Linked DNA regions of Homo sapiens: region 2 is linked to region 1. A link is an interaction called in ENCODE POLR2A ChIA-PET data of the cell type or tissue named here. Cell type or tissue: Panc1. All regions are shown on one strand. Links, peaks and the distances in the headings refer to the core of each region. The heading gives the core; the rest is flanking DNA. Region 1 overlaps SMU1 (SMU1 DNA replication regulator and spliceosomal factor). Region 2 overlaps APTX (aprataxin).

Region 1 (9,661 bases), core at 1,010-9,009:
GCATGAGCCACTGCATCTGGCCTCATTTTCTTGACAGTGGCTTTTACAGAGTAGAAAATTTTAATTTTAATGAAGTCTAGCTTATCAGTTATTTCATGGATCATGTCTTAGGAGTTGTATCTAAAAAGTCATCAAACTCAAGATCATCTAGATTTTCTTTTTTGTTATCCTCTAAGAGTTTTAAATACAGTTTTGAGTTTTACATTTAGGTCTGTGATCCATTTTGAGTTAATTTTTGTGAAGACTGTAAGGTCTTTATTTTATTGTGTCTAGATACATTTTCTTGCATGTAAGTGTCGAATTATGGCATCTCTTGTTGAAAACACTATCTTTTCTCTATTATATTGCTTTTGCTACTTTGTCAAAAATCAGTTGAGTGTATTTCTGGGCTTTGTATCCTGTTCCATTGATCCAATACCACACTGTCTTCATTACTGTAGATTAGTAGTAAATCTTGAAGTTGGGTATTGTGAGCCCTCCAACTTTGTCCTTCTCTTTCAACATTGAGTTCGCTATTCTGGGTCTTTTGCCTCTTTGCGTAAGCTTTAGAATTGGGTTGTCAATATCCACAAAATAATTTGCTGGGATTTTGATTGGGATTGTATGAAATCTGTAGATTAAGTTGGGAAGAACTGACATCTTTACCATATTGAGTCTTCCTGTTCATGAACATAGAATATCTCTGTGTAGTTCTTTGATATCCTTCATCAGAATTTTGTAATTTTCCTCATTTAAATATTGTATGTATTTTGTTAGATTTATACCTAAGTATTTTCACTTTGGGGCTGCTAATGTAAATGGTATCATGTTTTAAATTTCAGGTTAATCCCAAGCCCTAACCCTTGGCAACCACTGATCTGTTTTCCATTATTATAATTTTGTCATTTTGAAAATGGTATAGAAATGGAAGCATATAGTATGTAAACTGTTCGCCTTTTCAGATTGGTTTCTCTCAGCTTGGTTTATGATGATTTTAATGTATCAATAGAGCAAGCAAAGTCTTAGAGACTGAGTGTCATCCTGTATGGGGAAAGCTTCTCATTCTGTTAGAGGAAACTGGAGAGCAGACATCCAGAAAGCTTTGAGAAATACTGGTATATTGATTTAGAAAATTGTTTTTTGTATGGCAATGAAATTTGCTTAAGGGTAATATGTCTCTTTAGGGCATGATTGGTGACGTGGGATGTATGAATTCTAAATTTTTGTCTGCCACTTAGTTTAGATTACTTATCTATTGAATATTTCCCAGGCAAGGGGAGTTAGCACATGATGAACAGGACTGGAGATCTAATTACAAATGATAGTAAACCAAAGTGCAAAATAACAACGTAAAAATGTCAGTTTAAAATGCTGCACATGGTTGAGCTGCTACTAATCCTGATGTTTTTTTCTTGGGGTGTGGTGTGATCTAGATTGTCAGAAGCTTCAGTTCTGGTAAAAGAGAAGGTGGGGACTTTGTTTGCTGTGCCCTCTCTCCCCGTGGTGAATGGATCTACTGTGTAGGGGAGGACTTTGTGCTCTACTGTTTCAGTACAGTCACTGGCAAACTGGAGAGAACTTTGACAGTGAGTATTACTTACTAAGTTCATCTAAAGAAATATGGTAGGACTTGTGTCTTTCTGAACTCTGAAGTATGTGCCTTTTCCAGAGCTATCGATGTGACCCTCAGTATAAAATATGTTGTTTTAAAACATTTAGCTCCATGTCAAATTCAAGAAGTAAAATTAATGTCAGCTGCTATGATGATCCCCAAATCTCGGTGGCTTAACACTATATAAGTTTGTTTATTTTTATTTTATTTTATTTTATTTTGAGAGGGAGTCTCACTCTGTCACCCAGGCTGGAGTGCAGTGGTGTGATCTCGGCTCACTACAACCTCTGCCTCCTGGTTTCAAGTGATTCTCCTGCCTCAGCCTCCCAAGTAACTGGGACTACAGGCACATGCCACCACTCCTGGCTAATTTTTTGTATCTTTAGTGGAGACGGGGTTTCACCCTGTTGGCCAGGCTGGTCTTGAACTCCTGACCTCAAGTGATCCACCCGCCTCTGCCTCCCAAAGTACTGGGATTGCAGACATGAGCCACTGCGCCCAGCCTAAAGTTTATTATTATGTCACAATGTGATGTGAGTTGGAAAACCCTCCTCCATCTTTCTCCTATGCCATTTGGAATATGTGGCCTCCCAAGATCTCTTTTTCCCTTCCACCCACCTCTGGAAGCCTCATCAGAGTGATTTATTGCAGATCTGTACATCCTAACCCTGTGCTTTACATGTTCCAGGTGCACGAGAAGGATGTGATTGGTATTGCACATCACCCTCATCAGAACCTGATTGCTACCTACAGTGAAGATGGACTCCTAAAGCTCTGGAAACCATAATTCAACTTTTCTTTTTAAATCAGCTCGAAAGCATGTACTTAAATGAAGCATATTCATGTAATGTGCTTTTTTTTTTTTTTGCCAGCTTTTCTAAGCAAATAGATTGTCTGAATTAGTCACAGAATAATTTTGTGAAAATTCATGTTTAAGTAGCAACTACCCTTTCTTTTTTTATATATTTTTAAGGTATTAGTTTATCTTCTTCTAACTGGTGCAGTCACTTAATGTTTTCATTAATCTTCGACCTGGAGAGTGAAATACTGATATTTCTAGAAAAAAATTCTACTCCTCTGATTATTTGAAATGCTGAGGAAAATGTCCCTCCCATAGTAAAACTTGTAAATAAGGAACTATATCATATTCAGTAGCTGTGTTCTGTTCCATCTTTTTTTTTTTTTTTGAGATGGAGTTTTGCTTGTTGCCCAGGCTGGAGTGCAGCGGCACGATCTTGGTTCACTGCAACCTCCGCCTCCCAGGTTCAAGCGATTCTCTTGCCTCAGCCTCCCGAGTAGCTGGGGACTACAGGTGTGCGACACCATGCCTGGCTAATTTTTTTGTATTTTTAGTAGAGATGGGGTTTCACCATGTTGGCCAGGCTGGTCTCAAACTCCTGACCTCAAAGGATCCACCCGCCTTGGCCTCCCAAAGTGCTGGGATCACAGGCGTGAGCCACCATGCCCGGCCCATCTTTTTTTTTTTTTTTTTTTTTAAAGATGTTAATAAACTTTATACCTTTCTGGAGACTTTGTTCTAAAATGTACATAAATGCTCATCTAGTTAACATATTTACTTAGAATGTGGGAGGAGGAGTCACATTATTATCCCTGAATCTCAAGTACAGCAGAAGTGAATTCCTGGGATAGTAGGATAGACTAACATGTAAAAAGGCCAGGTGATGCATAGGTTCTCATTTCACTGCCCTCAGCCTTCCTCTCCTTCTGAGCTGTGCCTTCTCACATGTTCAGTCAACTCCAGGGAATATTGTCTCCATCTTCTGGATAGAACTAGTTGCAGGATCCGTTACAAGAATTCAGAGTTTTGGCATCTCCCCTTTGTATGTTGTAGGAGAAGGTTTGGCATTGAAAATGTGCTGTTGTTCCAAAGAAAAATTAGCAAAGGACTTGAGATTTAGAAAAGTCTCCTTTGTAATGTGCATCATTACCAGTTATCTAAAGAAAAACATGTAAAAGCCAACAAAACCCTTGAAAATATTTTGCATATGGATGTCTGTTTCACGTTTCAACTGAAGATGTATAGAGCACCTCTGATGATGAGGAAGATACCATGCTAGGCAGTACTTTCAAGAACGTGAGTTCTTATTTCTGCAGGCCTTTTGTGCCCCCTTTTAAATGTTAGCATTTATTAGGTACAAACTAGTGGGGAAGGTTTTTTTAAAAAGTTTTGCAGTCTTGTAATTTACCTTTTTAAAAAATTTATTTTATTTTTCTGAGATGGAGTCTTGCTCTGTTGCCCAGGCTGGAGTGCAGTGGTGCCATCTCAGCTAACTGCAACTTCCACTTCCCAGGTTCAAGCGATTCTCCTGCCTTAGCCTCCCAAGTAGCTGGGACTACAGGCGCATGCCAGCATGCCTGGCTAATTTTTGTATTTTTAGTAGAGCGGGGGTTTTGCCATGTTGGCCAGGCTGGTCTTGAACTCCTGACCTCAGGTGATCCGCCTGCCCTGGCCTCCCAAAGTGCTGGGATTACAGGCATGAGCCACTGCGCCCAGCCTTGTAATTTACCTTTGATGGTGACCTGAAATGCAGTATGATCCTATATGTGGCACGTAGTAATGTTCAGTGTTTGCTGAATTAATTCTGGGCAGCACTAAGAAATCCCTCTTTCCCAGTCATATTCTATAACACATTTCCCATTTGCCACAAAACCTGCAGCTTTTTGGTCCAGGTAATGACATTTGCTGCCATTTTGATGATTTAAAAATGGTCGTGGGAGTTGAACATAGTCATGAATTCAGGATTCCTGAGCATGTAGACAGTCATCCCAGTGGAAAGACACGTTCACTTAAGAGAAGTTTAAGTTAGAGGAAACAGTTTATGCTAAAAAAATTTTTAGAAAAGTCCTTGAGAATTTTTGATTTAGTCTTGACCTCATGAAGCTGGTAGTTATGATGTGCATAGTTTGTATCACCGTTTATGAAGATGGAGAATCTAGTCAGCACGTGTTGGTTTATTCTAGGAATTTTTAGGGAACACTTCTGTTGCTGGCACCAGGTGATGAATATGGTTAAAAAAAGACTCGTTTCTGCCTAAACATAGGGAAGAAGAGCAAATTAAAAGGAGTAATTAAAACTGATAAAAGCTCAAGTTACCTTTGTGATGATGAGGCGGGCAGTTAACGCGAAAGGGTTGGGAAAGGCTTCCTGGAGGGACTAGGGGGCGGTCTAAGCACAGGGAACCTAACCGGGGACTCCAGTGTGGCACAGCGGCAAGGTATGTGCTGGGCAAAATGATAGGTGTCTTGGGAGACCAGGCAAAGAGAGCTGGATTAGGAGCCGTTAAGTATATATTTTTCTTCTTTTTAAATAAAATAATGCACTGGGTGAACATGTAAACGCTAAGTTGAAAATCTGCCTTTCCCAGGTAACCCTTGTTAATCTTTCTACAACTTCATTTCGTACAAACCTGAAAAACACACTGATTTTGTCTTTAAATGGGCACACGCTGCTTACACTCCTCGGCGCCTAGCCTTTCTGAAGCCCCACGCGGCCGTCCCTCCAGCATTGAAGGCTGGGGCAGCCCAGCTCCCCTCCAGCGCCCTTACAGCCAGACCGCGGCGGGGTCGGGCCGCGCACGCGCAGGGCGGACGGCCGGATCTGGGGCGCCGCTGCTCCGGGTGGTCGGAGGTAGGAGTCCCATCTTGGGTCCAGGGCCGGTAGAGCCCCTTACCGGGGGTAGGGAGACTGCGCACCCGCTAGAGCCAACTGTCAGGGCCTGCAGACGTCGGGTGACGTCACTGTTACAAAATTGGCGGTCACATCGTCTTAAGGGCCGGTGGCAGCGGCTGCGCGAACGGGAGTTGGCTGCCGGGAATCAGTGCTCACTTCCTTCTGAATTGGGCGTGTGCAGTCGGTTCCTAGGGAAGTGCTCTGCTGCAGCCACCAGATTTAACGGATGCTGCTCTCTAGCACTTAACATAGAAGCTAAACTACCTGGCGTTAAAATTAATTCCATGAGCATAAGGACATTTGTCCTATCCCCTATTCTGCTGTTGAATTAATGACTGGAAAACATTGCGCGGAGGTATTTGGGAGTAGTATGGCTTTTTTTTTTTTTTTTTTTTTAACAGCAAATGGTATAAATCTCAGGTACAATTCAGTATCTTCTTCACCAGTTGTTTTTTTTCAGCATGTATTATTACTACCACTAACGGCCTCTGTTGAGCCCTTCCTTGCTATGTAAGCAGCCATATTTAATTCTCAGAACAATGTAATGAGGGTGCGCAAATGCACATGAAGAAACAGGTTTCCAGACGTGAGGCACCTAACTCAGTCCAACTTGCACGAAGCTCGCATTGAAAACCAGATGTGACTCCGAAGCTAGGTTTTTTTTCTCTCTTGCCTCACTCTCAATATTGCTGTCAGTTCCTCCTCAATCTTTAGGTTTGGGCAGGGACAAAGAATACATGGATTGTTCCTCCACATGCTGCAAACACATTCACCTAAGCAGAGCACAGGTAGTGAGATGAGTAGAGAGAACTGAATTAGAGGATTCTGGATGTCAGTCTTTGCTGTCACTTCTTTTGGCTTGTGCTAGAACAGTGGTTCTTACAAGTGTCACGTGATAGACACATTCTAAGGTCCTATCCCAGACCTACAGAATCAGAAATTGGTGGTGGGGCCCAGCAAGCGTGCTCAAATTTGAGAGCAGGTAGACTACAGGGTAGTTTCCGCATATACAAAAGGTGTTTTAATTCTTGCTGTCAGTCTCAGAAGTTTCATGCTGAGATAACCAAATTTAAATGATAAAGGTGCAAGACTGACTCTTAAAATCACATTTTTTCAAATTGCCATAGCTTGCTAGTGTTCTCATTCACTGTGCTTTTACAGCTTCATTTTCCACTATTTTAAGAGAAGAAATTGCTATGAAGTGTATGTCCAAGTGAGGAAGTTCCCTGGTCTGAGGTTGTTTAAAACTTACAATAGGCCGGGCACGGTGGCTCAAGCCTGTAATCCCAGCACTTTGGGAGGCCGAGGTGGGTGGATCACGAGGTCAGGAGTTCAAGACCACCCTGGCCAACATGGTGACACCCTGTCTCTACTAAGGATACAAAATTAGCCGGGCATGGTGGCACACGCCTGTAGTCCCAGCTACCTAGGAGGCTGAGGCAGGAGAATAGCTGGAACCCGGGAGGCAGAGGTTGCAGTGAGCTGAGACTGTGCCACTGCACTCCAGCCTGGGTGACAGAGCAAGACTTGGTCTCAAAAACAAAAAACAAAAAAACCAAACTTGGAATAGCAAGGGCTGCCCATTATTTAACCTTCCACGGCAATTTTAACAGTGGTATTCTGTTCCAAGTGGTTAATATTAAATCCATGTGTCAGTGTTGGTGGCTTTCAACCTTGGCTGCGCATAATCATTTTGATGCTTAGGCTACACCCAGCCGAGTTATACAGAATCCCTGGAGGGTGGGACCTGATGAGTGTTTTAATGTTTCCCGGGTAATTCCAATGGTAGCCAAGGTTAAGAACCAGTACCGTACGTACAAAAAAGTTGAGAAGCTAATTTCACGTACAGAAAATTTGCCACTGTTCCAAGAGCACTCTCAAGCGACATAATTGGCCTCTACTCCTATTCCCTACAAGTATGAATGGGCAGGAGAAGCATCACAGAGAAAGCAGAGTTAGTGCTGGAACTTGTATTTTTGTGGATGATGACCTTGGTTAATGTTTTTTCATAGGCTCTGTTTCATAGGCTTTGTTTTTTCATAGGCTCTCCCTCATTACATTGTTCTGAGAATTAAATATGGCTGCTTACATAGTAATGAAGGGTTCAACAGAGGCTGTTAGTGGTAGTAATAATACAAGCTGAAAAACTACACAGACAAACCTATCAGTTTCTGCCTCTTCAGGATATAACTATTAGGTTAGTGCAAAAGTAATTGCGGTTTTTGCCATTAAAAGTAATGGCACATTACTTTTGCACCAACCGACCTAATATGACTTTCTTTTAGTGTTCTTAGGATTTTTAATTGTAAAACATGTAACAAATTTTCCTAAACAATTGTGCAATTCAGTGGCATTATTTACGATGTTACGCAACCACTATTGTATTTCCAAAATGTCATCACCCTAAACAGAAGCCCTGTAACATTGTCAATTAACTTCTCCTTCCCTTCCCCTCAGCCTTTGGTACTGTTTCTGCCTCAATGCATTTGTCTAAGTTTAGTTCATATAAGTGAAATTATACAATACTTGTCCTTTTTTATCTGGCTTATTTCATTTAGCATGTTTTAAAGGTTCATCCATGTATCAAACAGTAAAGTGCTTCATATTTGGGGGAAGTATAAAAAGTATTCCTTTTAATGGCTGTGTATTTCACAGTGTATGTACACATGTATATTGAGAATTGAGAGATTTGTAGGTACACATTAACCATTTGTTGGTGGACAGTCAGGTTTCCACTTTGGGCTGTTGAGAATGCACAGTAAACACTGACCATACGAGTTTTTTTTTTTTTTTTTTTTTTTTGAGACAGTCTCCCTCTTGTCGCCCAGGCTGGAGTACAATGATACAATCTTGGTTCGCTGCAACCTCCACCTCCTGGGTTCAAGCGTTTCTCCTGCCTCAGCCTCCCAAGTAGCTGGGATTATAGGCGCCCACCACCACACCCGGCTAATTTTTGTCTTTTTAGTGGAGACGGGGTTTCACCACGTTGGCCAGGCTGGTCTTCAACTCCTGACCTTAGGTGATCAGCCCGCCTAGGCTGCCCAAAGTGCTGAGATTAGAGGTATGAGCCACCGCGCCCGGCCTTCATTCGTTTTTAATTCCTTTTGTATAGTCATCCCTCAGTATCCATGGGGGTACTGGTTCCAGGACTTTCCATGGATACCAGAATCCGAGGGTACTCAAGTCCCTGATATAAAACAAGATGGTTATTTGCATATAACCTACACATCCTGCGTAATTTAGCCATCTAGCTCTAGGTTACTGGTAATACCTAATACAATGTAAGTACTATGTAAACAGCTGTTATACTTTTAACAGCTGAAGTCTGTACATGGTCAGGAAACAATTTTTCCCAATTGTTTTTGATCCAAAGTTGACTAAATCCATGGATGTGAAACCCAAAAAGGAGGGCCAGCTCTGGGTCATGTGGTAATTCCATGTTTAGCTTTTTAAGCAGCTGCCAGACTTTTCTACAGCAACTGCAACATTTTACATTACCACCAACAAAGTACAGAGGGTTCCAATTTCTCCATATTCTTATTTTCCATTTTTTGGATTAGAGCTATCCTATTAGGTATGAAGTGGTATCTGGTTTTTATGTGCATTTCCCTTATGACTGACAAACGCTGAAAACCTTGTGTGAGATTTGTAAAAATTTTTAAGCGTCCTATAAACAATGCTTTTTTTTTTTTTTTTTTTTTTTTGAGACGGAGTCTTGCTGTCACCCAGGCTGGAGCGCAATGGTGCAATCTTGGTTCACTGCAACCTCCGGACTGGGTTTGAGCAATTCTGCCTCAGCCTCCCGAGTAGCTGGGACTACAGGTGAGTGCTACCACACCTGGCTAATTTTTGTACTTTTAGTAAAGTACACCACGTTTTCACCAAGTTGGCCAGGCTGGTCTCAAACTCCTGACCTCAGGTGATCTGCCTGCCTTGTCCTCCCAAAGTGCTGGGATCACAGGTGTGAGCCACTGCCACCATGCCTGGCCTAAACAATGCTCTTAAATGCATTAAAATACAGGTTCAGAGATTTTTAGAATTTGTACATAAACCCAGTGAAAAGTGAAATCTGTCACAAAGCACTTTTTTGAACACCGATCAATTATACTTTCCTGAACATCTGCTTCACATCTCCAACTTTAGGGTAGCTGTGGGTGGCTGGCACAGACTAAAAGGAAGTTGACAAACACTGATGGTTTGGGAACCTTATTTTTTAAAGTTTTTCTCCTTTTTAAACTTGTATTCTTTATGAGAACTTGTTCTCTCATGCTCACTCCAATGTTTGCAGTTTTCTAAGTCCCCTTCTTCTTGGCTCATTACCCAGTCCTCCACTTTTACTCTCCATCCTATTTAATATTATTTAACTATAGTTCAATAGT
Region 2 (9,661 bases), core at 1,218-9,217, 77 kb after region 1:
TTTATCCTCCGCCTCTGTAGGCATGGACAACCTTTAATCAGAGCATCTAGAGTGGCCTCTTGTTTATCCTGAAGATACTGATGGGTCTTGTTTTCTGTTAGTCTGTTTTGTAATATTCTTTTCCCTTCCTTCATGGGGAGGCTTAGTTTGTCCAGTCCTTCCATGCCCTTCTATCCCAGATTACCTAAATGTTCCCTTCTCAGGAATTCTGTCTCATCAGTTCTTCACAGTGAGAAAAGAGGCTAGATGATGGTGTGGGGGGTTGGAGTTTTCTTCTAATACCGAGGGTTCCTGGCTGTGAGGAAACAGCCACATGTTCGTCATGATTGAGCTGTGAAGTCTTCTTGGACCTGTTGTCTGAAAATAAAGTTAATTTGTTTGAGGCATCTCTCTTAAGTAGGTGGAAACTATTGAAGTTCAGCTAACAATCACAGCATAGGTTCTGATGCATGGAAAGGTGGTTGGTGAATGAAAAAGTTGCGTAGAGCCACTACTTTCTTTTTCCCTGAGAATAAATTTGGATAAAACAGTTGTATTCAGTTGTTTTTTGGGATAATATTAGAACTAAAGGTGAAGGGAAAACTAAAAAGTTGGGTTTGATGAAATTGTGGATATCTTTGGGGATGTGACTTTTCACTCAAGTTGTGAGAAAAAAGGAAACACCCTTAACAAAAGCTTCTTCTGGAGAGAAAAAGCCACAGTCCATAGAGACATTTGACCTCAATGTCTTTCACAAACAAACAAGATGCCACAGTGGTTACTTAGTGAACATAGGTATAGTAATAATTATATAATTAATGATCATAGCAGCTCACATTTGTCTGACTCCTGTGTGTCCTGCATTATGCTAAACACTGTACTCAAGTGATCTCATTGAATTCTCACTGTACATAACTCTATGAGGTTACGTGCTATTGTTATGCCCCTTTAGTGGATGAGCATCTAATATTCTACAATGGTTCCTGGGCACTATCCAAAGTTGGTATTGATTCTGATGCATCAACTCATTATTTTTCTTATCAATTGAACAGTATAAATGCAAGACTAACAGCAGAAGCCATAGAACCCAGGGGCCTTGGACCTGTGCTGATCAAAAGCTTTCCGTGGCATTTCATTGATTTCCCTGAGATCAGCCAGTTCCTTTAGCCCTTTTTGTCCATCTCTCATTCCCAACATCTTTCATCTCTTTTCTCTGCTCCTTCTGCACTCCAGGATTGTAATCCTTAGGTCATTAGTCCATCCATCCATAGTTCTTCTATCTGGCTTGATGCTGGACCTTTGGGCCTGCTTGATTGTCTGCTTCGTCTCCTGAGGTGGTTGTCTACATACACTGTGGCTCCTGGACGTTCTTCCCCAACCCAGCTGCAGAGGGCATGTGGCTTCATAGCCTTTTATTTGCTGTCATCAGGTACCAGGCACAGAAACTCTTGAAAATTGTCTGGGCACGGTGGCTCACGCCTGTAATCTCAGCACTTTGGGAGGCCGAGGCGGGCAGATCACAAGGTCAGGAGATCGAGACCATCCTGGCTAACATGGTGAAACACCGCCTCTACTAAAAATACAAAAAAAAAATTAGCCGGGCATGGTGGCGGGCACCTGTAGTCCCAGCTACTTGTGAGGCTGAGGCAGGAGAATGGTGTGAACCCAGGAGGCGGAGCTTGCAGTGAGCCGAGATTGTGCCACTGCACTCCAGCCTGGGTGACAGAGTGAGACCCCATCTCAAAAAAAAAAAAAAAAAAAAAAAAAAAATCATGGGCATATTAGTTAAAAACAGGCTCTGGATTCAGACCTGGGTTCCAGTCCTGGCTCTGCTACTCACAGCTGAGGGATCTTGGGCAAGTTACTTATTTTCTCTGAACTTTGGAATTCACATATGTAAATGAGCATAACAGAGTTGAGTTATAAGGATTAAATAATCTATGTAAAGGGTTTAGCATAGTATCTTGCATAGAGAAAGACTCAATAAATGGTAACTGGAAGCCTCTGCTTTTATCTCAGTGGAGGCTGGGAAAGAGGAATTCACCTTATCCATGCCTCTCTCTGCATCTGAAGCCTTACTGCCCCTGGAAACTTTCTAAATATGTACTCCATGGACTCCTTAGATCAGAATTACTGGTTTCCCTTTAAAAAAATGTAAGCACTTGGGCTTTACCAAATAATTACTGAATCACAATCCTGAGGGCCTAAGAATCTTCATTTTAAACCATTCAGGATGAACTTGATTTTATTGATGTTTGAGAACCACAATATAAATGAACCTTTGGCTTCAAAGCACCTTGCATTTCTGAAGCTTATGGATTTGGCTGTTCCCTGCCAGGACACAAATAGCATTTTCTGGTTAGCTGCCTGGGCCTGTCATAGGTCTGCCTTCCCTCTGCTGTGTCAGGGTTATTTCAGAGTCTGGGGAGACCTCCGGCATTAGCTGAAGGGGAGTCCCTCGTTACAGGGATCAGCCCTTCCTTTCTTCAGGAGTTTGGCAGAGCTCCTTTGGCCCCAGGCTCTTAGGAGCCATGTCTGGAGATGACTTCCCCTCAGTTGCTCCCGTTCCCTCTTCATGCCCAGAGATCAGTCCAGTGGCTTGGTCTGGGACCTGTAATGAACGCTGCCAGCCTTAGGCTCAGAGCGTAAGTATTTTTCCTTCTCTGGGCCTGTCTCTGAGATACCCAGGTACAAATGGTCCTTGTAGGGACTAGATCATACTTGAGATGGTAGTTAAGGATGTCTTTAGATTCAGGGATATTTTCTAGAGCCTGGCATCTGATAGTCACACAGACTGGACATGGCTGGATATCAGAGAGTTAGGACTCATCTGTCAGTGTTGGCCTAAATGCTTCCCTCTGCTTCCAACAACTCCAACTTGGAGGGAGACTTTCGCAGGGCTCTGAAGATTCTACCATAGACTAATTTTTAAAAATGTGATGAAAGCCGTGAAACCTCTTCAGCATAATGAATATTTACACATTTTGTATATGTTATCAGGGAATTTATGGAGCCACTGACGTGCTTCCATAGGGTCTGTGGACCCCAGTTTAAGAATCTCAAGAGAAAAGGGTCATTACCATGCATCTGGGATATACAGGAGGGGTCTCAGGTCACTGTGGAGGACTGGCGCCCACCACCATGCCTGGCTAATTTTTATATTTTTAATAGAGATGAGGTTTCACCATGTTGGCCAAGCTGGTCTCAAACTCCTGAGCTCAAGTGATCTTCCCACCTCAGCCTCTCAAAGTGCTGGGATTACAGGCGTGAGCCACTGCGCCAGGCTTTTTTTTTTTTTTTTTTAAATATTTTACCAACCAAGAAGAAGCATTGTAGTTCTGGCAGCCACAAGTTGAAAGCTGACACAACCCACTGCCCCCACCCCCAACTAGTACTGTTTGACATTTATTGGAGGAAAAAAACTATCATTTATTCACATTGAAGAATTAGTTACTGGCCAAAGACCTTTTGTAGAATCTTCTCCAGAAACTGTGGGAGGTCCTCCTAGAATGCTAGTTGGAGTTGCCAGGGTCCAGAGGCACCTCCATGTCCTGGGTCACCAGACCACCAGCCTTTGCGGCTCTTTCCCCAGCTGCATTCTGGAGGTAGGAAGCTGGGCCCAGGGCAGAGAAGGGGGCATCTGGGGATGTCTGAAGAGCCAGTTGAGCAGCTGAATCACAGGCATTCTCTAGGTTACAAATACATTGCTCAGAGACTAGGACTGCTTTCGAGAACCCACAAAGTGGAAGATGTTCATGACAAAGCAAGAGGGTCAATAGGTCAAATACTAAAATGTGTTCCCTCCAGCTGGCCAGGCATTAGGAAAGAGACCCAAGATGTGGGAGGGAGGCCCCAATAGGTATCTGAATCCCCCACATCCCCGCAGTAGCTCAAAGCCTCTATGTCCCCTTTATGTGAATGAGAAAAGGCATGCCCTGCAAGCAGAAGCTTTTAGCTCACACTCACTTGAGACTGAGGGCCACATAGGGTGCAACCGTACGTACAATCTTACGGTGTGGGGTCCCTGTTTCTCATGAGGTTCTCTAGGAAAGGTAGTTTTTTTGGTTCTCCATCATGTACCCAACGAAATTAAAAGAATATGGAACAAAACAGCCTTGCAATAAAATTTCGTTGAGTGAATGACACCTGTGTCAATACACTTGGAATGGATGTAGAAAAGATAACTTTTTCTGTTACATCTGAATTTGATTGGCAAGCATGTTGTCCAGTGAGTCTGCATCTTTGCCCTTAGAAACAGTTATTTTTATTTTTTAAATCCCTTTTTTTCACAGGTGTTGATCTTTAATTTTTTTTATTTAAACATTTTTTCTTGCCTTCTTCATTTTTCCTTCATATGACTTTGGAAACATTCTGATAAACATCTTACTGCCATTGTTTATGGGAAAAAAGTATATCTTACAGGTTAGAATTAGTGGAACATAAGCATGTTAATATTTTTCCACAGAATTTTCCAAATCTTTGCTAACAAAGCAAGTGATTAGGGAAACTGGGGTTTTCCGTATCTTTTCTGTGAATGGTCTATTTTCGGGGCTTGCCATGTTTGGCCACCAGATGGCAGCATTTGAACAATAAATTTTTAATTGTCTTCCACAAGACAAAGCTGTTTTTGAAGCCCTTTTATAAAGTATCTTATGTTTCAGAATCAATGCTTCAAAATAAAATATTTAAGGGGCTTTTAAAATAAGACTGATGTGTGTTTAACGTATCTCCTAATTAAGATAGAAGTTTGAGGGAAAACCAGTGTGTGGGTCAAAATACAAAACATACACGATTGACTGGGAGGCTGTTTGGCTGAGAGGTGAAATAGACTCTAAAGTTGGCTGGAAGCTGGGCGCGATGGCTCACGCCTATAATCCCAGCACTTTGGGAGGCTGAGGCTGGCGGATCATTTGAGGTCAGGAGTTCGAGAACAGCCTAGCCCCTAGCCAACATGGCAAAACCCTGTCTCCACCAAAAATACAAAAATTAGCCAGGTGTGGTGGCACGCGCCTGTAATCCCAGCTACTTGGCTGGCTGAGGCACGAGAATCGCTTCAACCCAGGAGGCAGAGATTGCTGTGAGCTGAGATCGTGCCATTGCACTCCAGCCTGGGTGACAGATCAAGACTGTGTCTCAACAAACAAACCCCAAAAAACATTCTTTCTATTAAAAAAAATAATAAGTTGGCTAGAGCCAAGGTTGAAGCCTGATTCTGGCAATCATGAAATGGGTCTTGGGGCATGTCAATGCATGGTAGGCATTGAAAATATGCTGGCAAATTTTCTTAATTTGACCCCAAGTTAGTGACTGTTGTTCACATCACAAGAATACCTGGGAGTAGCACTGGTAGCAGACACTTCTTTTGGGCATATTCTTCAAAAATGGCATCATTTTTACATCGACAATTGCTAAGTCGCTGGTGGTCAAATATTAGAGGAAGCACTGTCAAAGCAGGACGGTCAATATACAGAGAAGGTAAAGGGCTGTGTCTGCATTTTCCATGGGCCAGCTTCCCCGCAAACCTCCTTTTGATAGAAGAACCTAGCTTCATCTGTCTTCCATCTCTTCCAAGCCTTCTGTCTTTTAAGCAGGCAGAATAAAAGCTCCAATGCCAAAGAGTACAAGAATATTAAAATTGAAAAGGACTTTATGTACCAGGGGTCCTGACATTTTGAGGGAGTCATAGATCCAAAATTTGGTGAAGATGATAGCCCCTTTCCCATATGTTTTGCATGTAATTTCAAGGGAAGCACCCCAAAAATCAATAATCCATGGATTTTCTAGGGCAGGTCTTCTCAGCTGGTGTGCGTGTGTGTGTGTGTGTGTGTGTGTGTGTGTGTGTGTGTGTGTGTGTGTGTATCCCCTAGATTCTAATTATTTTGAACCAACTGGCAGTCCTTTTTTCCAAACTACACACAGAAAGTCACTCTGCTACCACTGGGCATCTAATCTCTCTGGTGCTTTGGGGCAAAGTTTAATCTCTTGCCTGGAGAATCTATCAGAACTCTTTATTCTAGTAGCCTCTGATGTTCCATTGAGGGATTTGAAACATAGAAGTGACTTATAATATCAGCAACCAACTTATGTCCTAATTAAACATCAAGAGTGCTTGCATTCCCAAATTCATGCTGGGAGAGAATATACTAAAACGTTAATTAGCGGTCCTCTCTTGGTGGTAAGAATGTGGATAATTTAAATTGTGTTATATTGTTGTGCACGCTTCTAAATTAGCTACAGTGAATACATATTTGGGAGTGTGAAAAAAGCCTCAAATTTTATTTTTAAAAAGTGATAGGTCACAAAGGAATGTAATCAACATTCAATTATTTATATTAATAGCTGATACAACAAAAAGTGGCTAATTTTTTTTTTTTTTTTACAAATAATGCCAGTTCCATTCGAGTGTTCTGTGGCCCTCCAGAGACAGGCATCCTGCAAGGCCAGATTTCAAGACCAAATTTGCTTGAGTCTGAGAATGACACACGTGAAGGTAATTCATTTGATCTGATGGATCTGATATTCCTAACACTAGATCTAGAAAAATAGTGGCTTTTTCTCTGTTTGCCCCTAACCTCAATGTCTGCGAGACACCAACTACATTTTAGTTATTCAAAATTGCTGTCCATAGCAACTTTCTGTTTGTACTTACAAATGCCTTTCACCACCCATTGAGATCCCATGATTTCCCTTGTAAATTATGTTGATATGAAATGTTACATTTGGTTTCCAAATACTGAACCACCTTGAATTCTGGGGGTGAATCCTCTTGGTTCCCTAGGGCTTCTCTTTCAGTATTGACTTTGACTCTGAAACATTCGTGATGGGATGGGTTTGGGGAATAAGATTTATAGATTGATTTATGTATTTGGCCTGGTCCCCAGATTTTAACAAAAGTATCAGGAAAAGGGGAAGAAAAGATGGAAAATGAGAAGAATGGTTAGAATTTTGGCTTGTTGGATCAGTTCCCAGAACATCCTTTGTGTTAGAGAAATCAAGTAATGGGAGAAGTGGAAAGAAAACAAAAAAGTTAGTGAAGCTAAACCAATCTACATAGTGAAGACAGAAGGGGGTGAAGGACTGAAAAAGATAGGTGAATATTTGGGGCAGACTTTGAGGCATCTGGGAAGTGGGAGCTTTGGAGGGCTCTGGGAGATTTGGGGAAAAGAAGGGGATTTGAAGAAGGGTTGGTCTCTCTGGGTATAAATGAGTCCCTTTTAATATATTTTTGAGAGACAAACAAAGATTATATACTTGATTAATTTTTTTTTCTTTTTTTGGTAGAGACAGGGTCTCACCATGTTGCCCAGGCTGATCTTGAACTCCTGGCCTCAAGGGATCCTCCCATCAGCCTTCCAAAGTGTTGGGATTATAGGCATAAGCCACTGCACCTGGCCTTTTTGGCCACATTTTGACTTCTGTTGTTCCTATTCCAATTTCTCATTTCTTGCATTTTGTATTTCTTCTTTTTTTCTTGATAATATTTGCTAGATGTCTGCTTATAAAACGCTGTTTTTTAGAAAAGTAGGTTTTCTTTATAACTCTTATTTTTGCCTTTTCTTTTGCTTTAAAAAAAAACTTTTGAGTCAAAGTTCATATACTTTAATATTAAGAATTTTCTTTTGGCTGGGTATGGTGACTTACACCTGTAATCCCAGCACTTTGGGAGGCTGAAGCAGGCAGATTGCTTGAGCCCAGGAGTTCGAGATCAGCCTGGGCAACATGGTGAGACTCCATCTCTAAAAAAAAAAGTTAAAAAATTAGCTGGGTGTGGTGGCAAACACTTGTAGTCCCAGCTGCTCAGGAGGCTGAGGTGAGGATTGCTTGAGTCTGGGAGGTCAAGTCTGCAGTGAGCCGTGGTCATGCCACTGCACTCCAGCTTGGGTGACAAGCTGGAGTCTCTTTTGGGTCTCAAAAAGAAAAAAAAAGAATTTTATTTTTATGATGAAATAAATTTTTAAAAATAATGAAAATATTTATGGCTATAAATTGAATGTTGGGTTGGACCTGAGATTTACAGAGACTGCCTTGGCTGTTGATAAGAAGAAAATACTTACTCTAGTTTCAAGACCTGAACCATCAGGTTTTCTTGTTTCCATCAGAGAAGTCACATGTCAGGATGCTTAAGTGTAGGATAAGGCTTTGCTCCTTGTATATTTCACAAATTTTTTTTTCTTTTTTCTTTTTTTGAGATGGGTTCTAACTCTGTCACCTAGGTTGGAGTGCAATGGCATGATTATAACTCACTGCAGCCTTGAACTCCTGGGTTCAAGTGATCCTTCCACCTTAGCCCACAAATATTGTTTCTTCCTATTTTCTTATACATGAGTAGCCTTCTACCCCCGAGCACAGAAACACAGGATCTGCTATTAGTCTTTTATACTTCAGCATGATTTTACAGATCACTATTATCTTTTCCAGACAGGAATTTGCATTTCAATTCTTTTTGTACAACAAAAAGCTTTGTCCTCAATTGAAGGATTTTTAATTTTAACGAAGTCCAATTTTTACATTTTATCTTTTGTAAATTGTATTTTGGTGTTGTAAAGTCATTGCTAAACTCAAGGTCACCTAGATACCTAGATTTTCTCCTATATTATCTTCTAGGAGTTTTATACTTTTATGTTTTATATTTATGTCTGTGATCCATTATGTCTATGAGTTAATTTTTGTGAAAGGGGTAAGATTGTTATTTAGATTCATTTCCGTGAATGTCCAGTTGAAGCATTTTTAAGCATTATCAGATGGGGAATATTTTTTTTTTTAGTGAGAAAAGACATTTATTTTCTTATGTAAAACATATATTGCATATAACAGTAATAATGACATAAGTTGATTTATAAAGAAGGCAAAAATAAACAATATTCAGAATAAAAAGCTGATAGCAGTAGAAATTTAAAAATTGAAAACTTTTTTTTTTTTTTTTGAGACGAAGTCTCACTCTTGTCCCCCTGGCTGGAGTGTGATGGCACAATCTTGGCTAACTGCAACCTCCACTTCCCAGGTTCAAGCAATTCTCCTGCCTCAGCCCCGCGAGTAGCTGGGATTACAGGCATCTGCCACCATGCCTGGCTAATTTTCGTGTGTGTGTATATATATATATATACACACACACACATATATGTATATACACACACACATGCATATATATATACACATATATATACACACACATGTATCTACACATACATACACATATATATATATATACATTTATTACACTTTAAGTTCTAGGGTACATATGCACAACGTGCAGGTTTGTTCCATAGGTATACATGTGCCAAGTTGGTTTGCTGCACCCATTAATGTCATTTACATTAGGTATTTCTCCTAATGCTATCCCTCCCCCAGCCCCCTACCCCACGACAGGCCCTGGTGTGTGATGTTCCCCACCCTGTGTCCAAGTGTTCTTATTGTTCAATTCCCACCCATGAGTGAGAACATGTGGTGTTTGGTTTTCTGTCCTTGTGATAGTTTGCTGAGAATGATGGTTGCCAGCTTCATCCATGTCCGTGCAAAGGACATGAACTCATCGTTTTTTATGGCTGCATAGTACTCCATGGTGTATCTGTGCCACATTTTCTTAATCCAGTCTATCATTGATGGACATTTGGGTTGGTTCCAAGTCTTTGCTATTGTGAATAGTCCTGCAATAAACATATGTGTGCATGTGTCTTTATAGTAG

Evidence for each region. Peaks named below come from ENCODE experiments on the same cell type or tissue, not always from the same donor. Only the 100,000 strongest peaks of a DNase experiment are listed, where the experiment ranks them.
Region 2: POLR2A ChIA-PET joins it to region 1 with 10 read pairs; 3 of 35 experiments call an interaction of 5 or more read pairs at or near these places.

What each region holds. Positions count from the first base shown.
Region 1 is chr9:33,040,010-33,049,670 of GRCh38, reverse strand. SMU1 (SMU1 DNA replication regulator and spliceosomal factor) reads left to right here. Exons shown (of 12, transcript NM_018225.3): 11 at 1,413-1,565; 12 at 2,280-7,906. The coding sequence ends at 2,378. Among named protein-coding and RNA genes, the nearest start is that of DNAJA1, 20 kb to the right of the region's middle. RefSeq lists a silencer at 5,013-5,332 and an enhancer at 5,187-5,688. In Panc1, for the core only: CTCF peaks have their summits at 4,587 and 4,792; DNase peaks (open chromatin) are centred at 4,840, 4,960 and 5,410; H3K4me3 peaks cover 1,678 bases; H3K27ac peaks cover 2,150 bases.
Region 2 is chr9:32,963,484-32,973,144 of GRCh38, reverse strand. APTX (aprataxin) reads left to right here. Exons shown (of 8, transcript NM_001195248.2): 8 at 1-529. Among named protein-coding and RNA genes, the nearest start is that of APTX, 33 kb to the left of the region's middle. In Panc1, for the core only: CTCF peaks have their summits at 4,313 and 4,513 (motif pointing right); a DNase peak (open chromatin) is centred at 4,584.